Linked DNA regions of Homo sapiens: region 2 is linked to region 1. The links are chromatin contacts, found by Hi-C or POLR2A ChIA-PET in ENCODE. All regions are on one chromosome and are shown on one strand. Each heading gives the region's core, a stretch centred on a gene start or an enhancer-like site at or near the end of the contact. The rest is flanking DNA. Distances are from core to core; before and after follow the strand shown. Region 1 holds the start of UTP11 (UTP11 small subunit processome component). Region 2 overlaps LOC105378654 (a long non-coding RNA gene).

What was found. A loop is a pair of places that touch in the nucleus more often than their neighbours do. ChIA-PET counts read pairs that join two places held with the same protein, here RNA polymerase II (POLR2A). Pooled maps may share reads with other maps.
Region 2: a pooled map shows a loop between it and region 1 (5-fold over the local background). The contact joins the enhancer-like site here to the promoter of UTP11 in region 1. A Hi-C loop is called at or near these places in 1 of 168 maps with a recorded cell type or tissue (GM12878), 8 of 37 single-sample maps with no recorded cell type and 6 of 50 pooled maps. POLR2A ChIA-PET finds 5 or more read pairs at or near these places in 4 of 52 experiments (A673, Caco-2, GM12878 and 1 more).

The regions. Positions count from the first base shown.
Region 1 is chr1:38,010,523-38,015,416 of GRCh38, forward strand. It overlaps UTP11 (UTP11 small subunit processome component), which reads left to right and starts at 2,212. Exons shown (of 8, transcript NM_016037.4): 1 at 2,212-2,343. The coding sequence starts at 2,281.
Region 2 is chr1:38,171,189-38,176,082 of GRCh38, forward strand. All of the region lies in intron 2 of LOC105378654 (a long non-coding RNA gene), which reads left to right. Among named protein-coding and RNA genes, the nearest start is that of LINC02786, 32 kb to the left of the region's middle. RefSeq lists enhancers at 1,911-2,170, 2,451-2,500, 2,511-2,560, 2,611-2,660, 3,332-3,411. Within about 2 kb of position 2,048, at least 2 of the 41 ENCODE cell types and tissues checked have a DNase peak (open chromatin) inside an H3K27ac peak, as active enhancers do; they include GM12878, where a contact is called at or near this core.

The DNA.
Region 1 (4,894 bases), core at 962-3,461:
AATGCAGGAGGCCCTAAATGGGCAAGGCTCAAACTCATACTTTCAGCTCTTTCAGGCCCACTGGTCGACTGGACTGGCATTTCTGGGGACTAAGGGGACGATTTCCCTGGAGCTCCTGAGCTGGAGGAGTGACCCCTGTCATGAGAAATGCGTGCAATTATACATCCTGTTTCATGTGGTGGAAAAGAAACCAAATACCTCTGGAATGCTCTACTGTGCCCAATCCTCTCTCTAAACTTAGAAGCAGGTTTAGTAATAATAAAAATAACAATAGTAACTCCATTTTATTGTGAACTTGCTAAGGAATAAAAACAGCATTAAGCACTTTAAACATAGTTCGTTTTGGCCGGGTGCGGTGGCTTACGCCTGTAATCCCAGCACTTTGGGAGGCTGAGGCAGGCGGATCACGAGGTCAGGAGATTGAGACCATCCTGGCTAACACGGTGAAACCCCATCTCTACTAAAAATACAAAAAATTAGCCTGGCGTGGTGGTGGGCACCTGTACTCCCAGCTAGTCAGCAGGCTGAGGCAGGAGAATGGTGTGAATCCGGGAGGCGGAGCTTGCAGTGAGCCGAGATGATGCCACTACACTCCAGCCTGGGCAACAGAGCGAGACTCTGTCTCAAAAAAAAAAACAAAAAACAAAAAACCAACATATTTCGTTTAATCATCAAAACAGTCCTGTGGGTATAGTATTATTATTACCTCAGTTTTACAGATGGGGAGATGGAGGCTCAGTGAATCTAACTTTACCTTGACTGGGGTGGCATCAGAACACACCTCATGGGTCATTACCTTGTACTGCCTCTGATTCGCATATCGTCAACCAGCCATTCCCTTAGGGATGTGAGGGACTCAGAACTTTATAGCTATTGTCATTGGGTGATTTCCTTCTATGCTCTTTACAGATATGACTCCTCAGTTCAACTGTGAGCTCTTGACAGCAATATGAGGCAAGAAGTGTATGTTATTATTATCCTCATTTTATGCTTGAGAAAAATGATGCTCATTAAAGTCAAGAAACCTGCCAAAAGTCACACAGCCTGTAAGTGAATGGCAGAGCCAGTTATGGTTTTAAGGTCTCTTGTCTCTCTATAGAATATTTTTTCCTGTACACTGTTGTAGAGGAGCAAAAAATGGACAGGTCAGATGAATGAAGTTTATATAGTGTCCCAAGTTACAGAAAAGAATAGTGGCATGGGGCCTCTGGGGGCTGGTGGCAACACATATTATGGGAAGGTGAGAGGAGGAAATGTCCTGTTATGGAGATAAAATCTCTCAGGAAGTAATAGTTGTCAGCCCTCTTCTTGACACAGATACCTCACTAAAAATGTAGATTTCCTTTGTAGGTGATAAATTTATTTCTACAAAAGGAAGGACAGCTTTTCAGAGCAACTCCTGTATCTGCAGTTTCTCAGCATAACCAGCTTTAAGAAACAAGCCAGAGAAATATATATTTTGGGGTGGCATATTCTGGCCTCCCACAGTCATATTTTGGAGTGGTGAGTCCTGAGCCCCAACAGTGTTTTTTTTTTTTTTTTTTTTTTTTTTGAGACGGAGTCTCACTCTATTGCCCAGGCTGGAGTGCAATGGCGCCATCTCGACTCACTGCAACCTCTGCCTCCCAGGTTCAAGTGATTCTCCTGCCTCAGCCTCCCGAGTAGCTGGGATTACAGGCGCGCACCACCAAGCACAGCTAATTTTTGTATTTTTTTTAAGTAGAGACGGGGTTTCACCATGTTGGGCAGGCTCCTGACCTCGTGATCCGCCTGCCTTGGCCTCCCAAAGTGCTGGGATTACAGGCGTGAGCCACCGCGCCCAGCCAGCCCCAAAACTGTTAAATCCGTACTGCTCTAGCTTTAAACATACCTTCTAGATACAGCAACCCGTGCCGAGCTGTAAGTGACTGCACATGCGCACACGCTAAGCCCAGCTCAGACGGAGGCCAGTGCCAGCCACGTGTTCCCAGGTGCCCACGCGGGCCAAGCGCGAAGGCGAGATCTGGGTAGCGTGGACAGGCGCTAGCGAATAAGAACTGGCTCTTATAGAGTCACGAGACTATATCTGGGAAACTACACTTCCCAGAAGCAGCCTGCGGTGACTGCCTCTGTTAAATGACGTACTTCCTGAAAGCCGGCTCCGGATAGGTTGCTTAGAGGAAGTAGGCGGTTCTAAACCGCCGGCGGCTAGGCCTATTTCCGGTAGGAATCAGTGGACTTGGCGGCAGAGGCAGTGCGGATCCGGCGTTCTCCACTGATCTTTTCCAAGGCTGTACAGACATGGCGGCGGCTTTTCGGAAGGCGGCTAAGTCCCGGCAGCGGGAACACAGAGAGCGAAGCCAGGTAGGACCATACAGGCCCCACAAGTGCTGGCCTTTGTCGCCATGTGTTACCCTTGCCCCAACCCTGTCGCCACCGTGGGATCCGGGTCCAAACTGTATAGTATATAAATGCACGTAAATGTATGTTAATGACGCTGGCGTGGCTGGGGCGGAGCTTCGTGGGAACGAGTGGAGGGGATTTGTCGTTTCCGTTCTAGGAAAAGCAGGGGTGCCCCCCTTTCCTTGGGGATATAAAACCTGCTCTGGAAGATTTCAGTGTGGTGATTGAGTAAGATGTCTGTCAAGTGCCTGGTCTCTTCTGAGGAGTTGAGGTCAGAGCTCATGTAGGCAACAACTGCTGGGCTGAAATTGGATCCCACGTCTAATGGGCAGCTCCGCCTGCTGCATATGGGGGCCCTGACCGAAGAGACTGTGGTTACTAATGTGGTATCATCATCACGCTGGGCTTGTGGTTCATGAAGATCTGCCATATGTGCTTTTTGTTTAAGCCTTACCCCTTAATGTTGGCCTTTTCCATTCCCATTATACAGATGAGGAAACTGAGGTCCAGAGTGGTGACTTGTCCAGTTACAAACACCAGATTCAGGCAGAGTAAACAGTTCTAGGATTTCTATGGTGGGTGTGTCTGTGTAGGGAGGTTGAGTAGAAATAAGCTTATATGCAGAATCAGTTGATACACTGTCAGGAATCCCGTGCTTAATATCTGATTCAGAAAGGCCCTTAGACATACATATGTGCTCCAACTTAGTTTTACAGATGAGGAAGACAGGGGAAAGAGTTGTGCAGCTGACTGATGGGATAGAACTAAGGCCTCTTAACTACAGTTCAGTCTTCCTGCTTAATAGCATATATCAAACTTTTTTTTTTTGAGATGGAGTCTCACTCTGTTGCCCAGGTTGGAGTGCAGTGGCACGATCTCGCCTCACTACAACCTCCGCCTCCCAGGTTCAAGCGGTTCTCCTGCCTCAGCCTCTCGAGTAGCTGGGACTGCAGGTGCACACTACCATGCCCTGCTAATTTTTGTATTTTTAGTAGAGACGGGGTTTTGTCAGATTGGCCAGGCTGGTCTCGAACTCCTGACCTCTGGTGATCCACCCGCCTTGGCCTCCCAAAGTGCTGGGATTACAGGCGTGAGCCCCTGCACCCGGCCAAAACTATCACCTTTTGAGCACTTACTATATGCTAGGCACAGCCCTGCATGTTTTTACAATTGTCTCATGTAATCCTACAACATCCCTCTGAAGTGGATGTTACCCTCATTCCTCATTTTACAAATGAGGAATCTGGTGCTTAAAGAGATTGAATAGTATATCCAAAGTCACAGTTGTAAGTAGTGGAATTGGATTAGCAGAGAAGACAGAGGGCTTTCAGAGCTGGCTGTGGACATGGCATGGCCATGGCTGAGTAGGAACAGATGGCCTGTGTAGAAGAGGTGAGAAGAAGACCATCCTGAAAAGGTGGGTAAACCGTTGACACAAACGTTCCATATTTGGGTAGTTTGGACTTTATCCTGCAGATCCTTCAGTAGGGCAGCAGGGGAGCTACTGAAGATATTTTGTATGGAGGGTGTATGTGTTATTACGTAAACTATTTCAGATACAATACCAGGTTTCCTTTTGTAATGCGATTGTACATTCAGGTGGACATGAGAGATTTCAAGATTTCTGCCTCACCTCATGTTGTTGCTTTTTTGACCCTTTAGCTTGCTTTCTCTACTCTGTTAACCTCCCTTTGCTGTAATTAAAGTTAAAATTATTAGGGGAGGTTTGGTATTATTTTACTTATGTTTTTGAGATAGTGTCTCCCTCTGTTGCCAAGGCTGGAGTGAGTGGGGCAATCACGGCTCACTTCAGGCTCGACCCCCTCACTCAAGCCATTCTTTTGCCTCAGCTTCCTGAGTAGCTGGGACCACAGGCGTGTACTGTGACACCCAGCTAATTTTATTTTATTTTTTTAATTTGTAGAGATGAGGTCTCACTGTGTTGCCCAGGCTGGTCTCGAACTCCTGGGCTCAAGTGATCTGCCCACCTCAGCTTACCAAAGTGCTAGGATTGCAAGTGTGAGCCTGGCCTTAAATAGTTATTTATTGCATCACTTGAAGGATAAAAGATGAGAAAGATGACTGTTAAAAATCCTACCCAAATTATTATACAAGTTTTTTTTTGTTTGTTTTTTTGAGGCGGAGTCTCGCCCTGTTGCCCAGGCTGGAGTGCGATGGTGTGATCTTGGCCCACTGCAACCTCCGCCTCCCGTGTTCAAGCAATTCTCCCAGCTCAGCCTCTTGAGTAGCTGGGATTACAGGCACCTGCCATCATGCCCGGCTAATTTTTGTATTTTTGTAGAGGTGGAGTTTCACCAGGTTGGCCAGGCTTGTCTTGAACTCCTGACCTCAGATGCCCCACCCACCGTGGCCTCCCAAAGTGCTGGGATTACAGCATGAGCCACTGCACCCGGCCTATTATACAAGTTTAAACACTGGAGAAGTGTATGCATTTCCCAAAATGTTAAGATTATTCGCAACAGAAGAGGACTCAGTCTACTGTGATGGCCCT
Region 2 (4,894 bases), core at 798-3,297, 160 kb after region 1:
CCACTGGCCTGGCCACCATGATCCTGTGTGATTAAGATCTACGAGGAAGGGTAGAAGAAGCCAGAACTGTCTATCCTAGAAAAGAGAACACTCAGAGAGACTGGTGATGCTTGCCTAAGACTAAGAGGTTAAGGAGATAGCCATCTCTTGTTTACCAATGAGCTATGCCTTCCTTTGATCAGAATAGTATTCATTGCTCAGAACACCCCCTCTCCCCTTGAAGTTTCTGGGAATTCCCATGTGTATTTGGTGAGCGTGGTGGGGATTTGTTATTTAGCTTCCTGTACTCTCCCCTGTGACATGCACACACCAACATCCATTCACCCTTGCATGGAAATGGCTCTAGATTCCACAAGTAGAGTCTATAGTCCAGGCCTCCCCAATCAGATCATCTCTTCTCCTTGATTGCAAATTTGTTCATGGTGAATCCCAGGACTTTGGGAGGAGCTACCAGAAAACAGTGTGGTTCTCTTTCATATACTTGAACCTGAGAGCATGTAGTGGCTGAAGCTCCTGAAGCCACCTTGATAATTAGGTTGTGCTTGAGAAAAAAACCAACATAAAATAGATGAATTGAGAGATATCTTGCAAGAGACACATACTATTTCTTCTGTACCTACAATCCTCCCACCCCCACTCCATACAGTACTAAGGAGCACATGACCTTTTTTCTTGATCACAAATGGTTTTACTAGGGGTGAGCGCCTAGCTCCACTTGACCAATCAGACTTATTCTTTTAGCATTTGGAACATAGACACAGGGACTAAATCAGTAAGATGGTATTGGGCACTAGAATGGAATAGTCATGTAGAGTTGGGGCCAAAGTAGATGCTCCAACTTATCCACCTGCTCCTGGGACACACTCCCCTTCACATGCAAGTCAGAGTTATGGGGGAATGCAGAGAAACAGACATAATAAATATATGAATAATGTTTTGGTTGTCTCTTGCTGTATAACAGACCAGCCCAAAACTTAGTGGCTTATAACAACAATTTATTATTATCTCTCATGTTCTGTGGGTTGACTAGAATTGGCTAGGTCCTTCTCATTTGTGGTCACTCATACTGTTACAATCAGACTATGGCTGGGGCTGGTGTCATCTGCAAGCCCAGCTGGGATGGATGCCAATCATAGCAATTGACACTGTCTATAGTCAGGGAACTCTGCTAGGGCTGTTTCCAGAGTAGCTACAAATGGCCTCTCCACGTGGCTTGGGCTTCTTACCGCATGGTAGTTGGGTTCTAAGTAGAAGTGTCCTAACAGCAAGTGTCTGAAGAGAAGGGGAGCAAAAATGGCCAGTCTTCTTAAGGGCTAGGCCTGGAACTGGCATAATATCAATTCTACCCTGTTCTGTTTGTCCAAGCAGTCATAGACTACCCTAGACTTAAGGGGTGGGAAACATAGACTCCACCTCTCGGTGGGGAAAATGGCAGTGTTACAGGCAGGGAAGGAATTGATGGTGGCCATCTTGGACCTCAGCTAGCACAAATAATAATGATTTCTAAGGGTAACTGGTGAAGCTTGTTAACAATTGTGCAAGGCACTTTATATACACCATTTCCTTTAAGGTGCTTTATATACACCATTTCCTTTAATCCTTAGAACAATTTTATTATTACACATTTTACAGTTGAGGACTTTAAAGCATGGAGAGGATGAAATAAAATATGGAGGATATTGTAGTGTCAAGGAGCAGAATTAGGCTGGGCGCGGTGGCTCACGCCTGTGATCCCAGCACTCTGGGAGGCCGAGGCAGGCGATCACTTGAGGTCAGGAGTTCGAGACCAGCCTGGTCAACATGGTGAAACCCTGTCTCTACTAAAAATAAATTAAAAATAGCCAGGCATGGTGGCAGGCACCTGTAGTCACAGCTACTCAGGAGGCTGAGGCATGAGAATCACTTGAACCTGGGAGGCAGAGGTTGCAGTGGGTCGAGCTTATGCCACTGCACTCTAGCCTGGGCGACAGAGTGAGACTGTCTCAGAAAAAAAAAAAAAAGAAGAAGCAGAACTGACTAAACTAAAAAAGGTTTAGTAAGATGAGAAGAAACTCAGTGATGGAAAACCCCTAGAAATTGCCCAATCCAACCCCTTCATTACACAAGGAAACCCATACCTAGAGAAGGGAAGAGGCTTTTCAGTACCACCGAAAAAGGTTTAAATGATATGCCCACTTATTTTCTCACTTAAGAGGGATATGAGAAGATGGGGCAAATCCAGGAAAGCTGTAGCTGGTGGTTCAAGTCTCATCAAGTTTCTTGTCAGCTTTTCACTTTACTACCCTCAGAATGTGAGTGATCTCGTCTTGGTCAGCCAACTGTAGCAGGTGATCTCAGAGCTACTCACGGATGATTGGAGCAGGGGGATACACCTCACCAATCTGGACCGATCACATGGAAACAACCTCATGTGGCCACATCTAAAGCTGGAAGGGAAGGATAAGCTTCTCCATGTGTCTCCTTCTTCCACTAAGCTCCATACAGACTTTTCCTTCTACGTCATTGCCCAGAACTGGGATACACCAATCATTGACAAAGGAGAATAGGATTATCAAGGCTGATTTAGACGAGTCATGATGCTCCCTTGGGCTGGTCTCTTTATAGCCTGATATCTGAGCAAACTCTGCATTCTGTTAGCAAGGAAGAAGGACGAGGTATAGCTATTGTATAGGTAGCCAACATTTTCTGCCACATGCAGCTTTAAGAGGTAAAGAGAATGGCGTCTGTTCCTGAGGTTTCAATTCCACTTCTGGGCTCCTGTGGGCTAGATGTGCTGTTTCCTGTCCTTGAGCATCTGTGAAATTGCCTGTGATATCCTGACAATTAATTATCATTTACTTAAGCTAACTTGAGTGGGTTTCTGTTCCTTGCAACCAAATATGTTGTGCCTAAGAAAACCACTGAGACACTTCGTGACGCTTTTGTTTCATAATTTTCTTGAATAGGTTTTTCTAGAGTGTTTCGTAATTGACTAAAGTGCTCGTGCCTGTGTGGCACTGGACTTGCATTCAGGAGACCTGAGACCCAGTCTTGGGTTGGCATGCTTGCTACCATTACTTCTAGAAACCATGGTGAGCATTGCTGGTTAACTACAGCATTCCTTCCCACTGAACCCAAATATGGCCCTAGAATTCTTAATACAATGCTCAAAGCCAGCCAACTGGTCAGAGTTGGTATATGAGATGAAATCCATTTTCCATTTGCAGCTCTAAGCTTGGTGGTACCAAAAAGCCTCTTCCCTTTACTAGGTATGGGTTTCTCTGTGTAATGAAGGGGTTAGATTGGGTGCCTTCTAGGGGTTTTCCATCACTGAATTTCTTCTCATCTTACTACCCAAGTTCCATTTACCAGGCTTGACATAGCCCATGGTTTCTGATCACACCACAGGGAGCTCAGAAAGTGAAATGGCATGATCCTGGGTGTAGGTAGTAGATGTAGACTGGTCACGTTCCAGTGATTAGGGATGCTTCATCTCTTCATAGGATTCTGGAGGAGCTCTGGTCTTCATGTGGTGACTCTGGAGCTCCCATTCCCTAGTGTCACTGAGAGGGGAACACATAGGCAGCTGGATTCTGTCGCTTTATGAAAATCCTATGGGCAGTGTAGAGCTGTGGTTAAGATCACAGCCTTGGGCTGAGAAAGGCCGAGGTTCAAGGCCTGTCTCTGTTTCTTCCTGTGTGTATGACTTTAAGATGGTTATCCAGCCACTCTAGGCCTCAGTTTCCTCATCTGCAAAGTGAAAATAACACTACCTCTATTGTAGTAAAGACAAAATAAGATTATGTGTGCAAAGTCATCAGTCAAATGCCTGGTACACAGGAAGTATTAAACACACGGTAGCTATTATTGTTATGCCATTTGGGGACATTTTTCATGTCATTGGGATGGTGCCACCCCTTTCCCGATATAGAGTCCAAGAAGGTCGCTTGGCCTGAGTCTGGGGCAGGCAAGAGGGAGGGAGGACAGGCAGTCTCTCCCAAGATGCTTGGGGCAGCCCATGACCTGCAATTCTGGTCCCACACTGAGCCGATTCCACTGTGACCCATATTTTATGCAATGCTGGCAGATGGGGCTCATTTGGAGGACAGTGGCTGGGAGCTGGGGTCAGCGAGGGGACTGCAAATATTGTCCCATGAGGCAGAGCCGAGGCAGCTTAGCCTGGAGATGCATGCGGGGCCTGTTTTCTTCCTCACACACTGAAAGGCTGTTATGGGCAGAGAGCGGATGCTGGCGGTAGCCCCAGAGAGGAGGGAGGGAAGCGCAGAAGGTGCCCTGTGATGGTGCCGCCTCTGCCGCTCACAGCCTGCCCAGTGGGGCTCTGAGCCCCTCCATCCCCTTCTCACTTCACACTGGTGGCTCTCATGGGGTGCTTTCTAAACACACCAGTTCCTGAACACCAGGAAAACACTGCTAGTTCAGTAGATCACAGTGGTAGTGGTGTGTGTGTGTATGGGGGGACACAATCCCCATCTCCTTCCCCGCTCCCCTTTTTCCTTGAGTTATTTGAGTAGGTTTTGCTTTCTTAAAATCCAATGACCCACAGATTGGAGGTGCCTGCACCTCCTTAGCCCCAACATGGGGACCTTAGTCCCTCCTAAGCTGGCATCATGGCAGCTGAGCATCGATATACCCAGCCCATGGCTCTGACCCCAGTTCCTTTGTGGCCCTGGCCATGCCAGCCAGACCTACTGGCGAGGACGAAGCCCCCTGTCATCTCTTTGTGTGGTGTTGTTTGGAGGCTGACTCTCTGCACCACAGGGGCCATGGGCATCCCCTTCCTCACCTAGGGGGCATCAATAGGCTCTTGGGGTGCACTGCCACCTCTGGCTACCCATGCCCTGGGTGATGGGGGCAAGCCCAGGGGAAGCAGGCCACTTGCTCAGGACCCTAGACT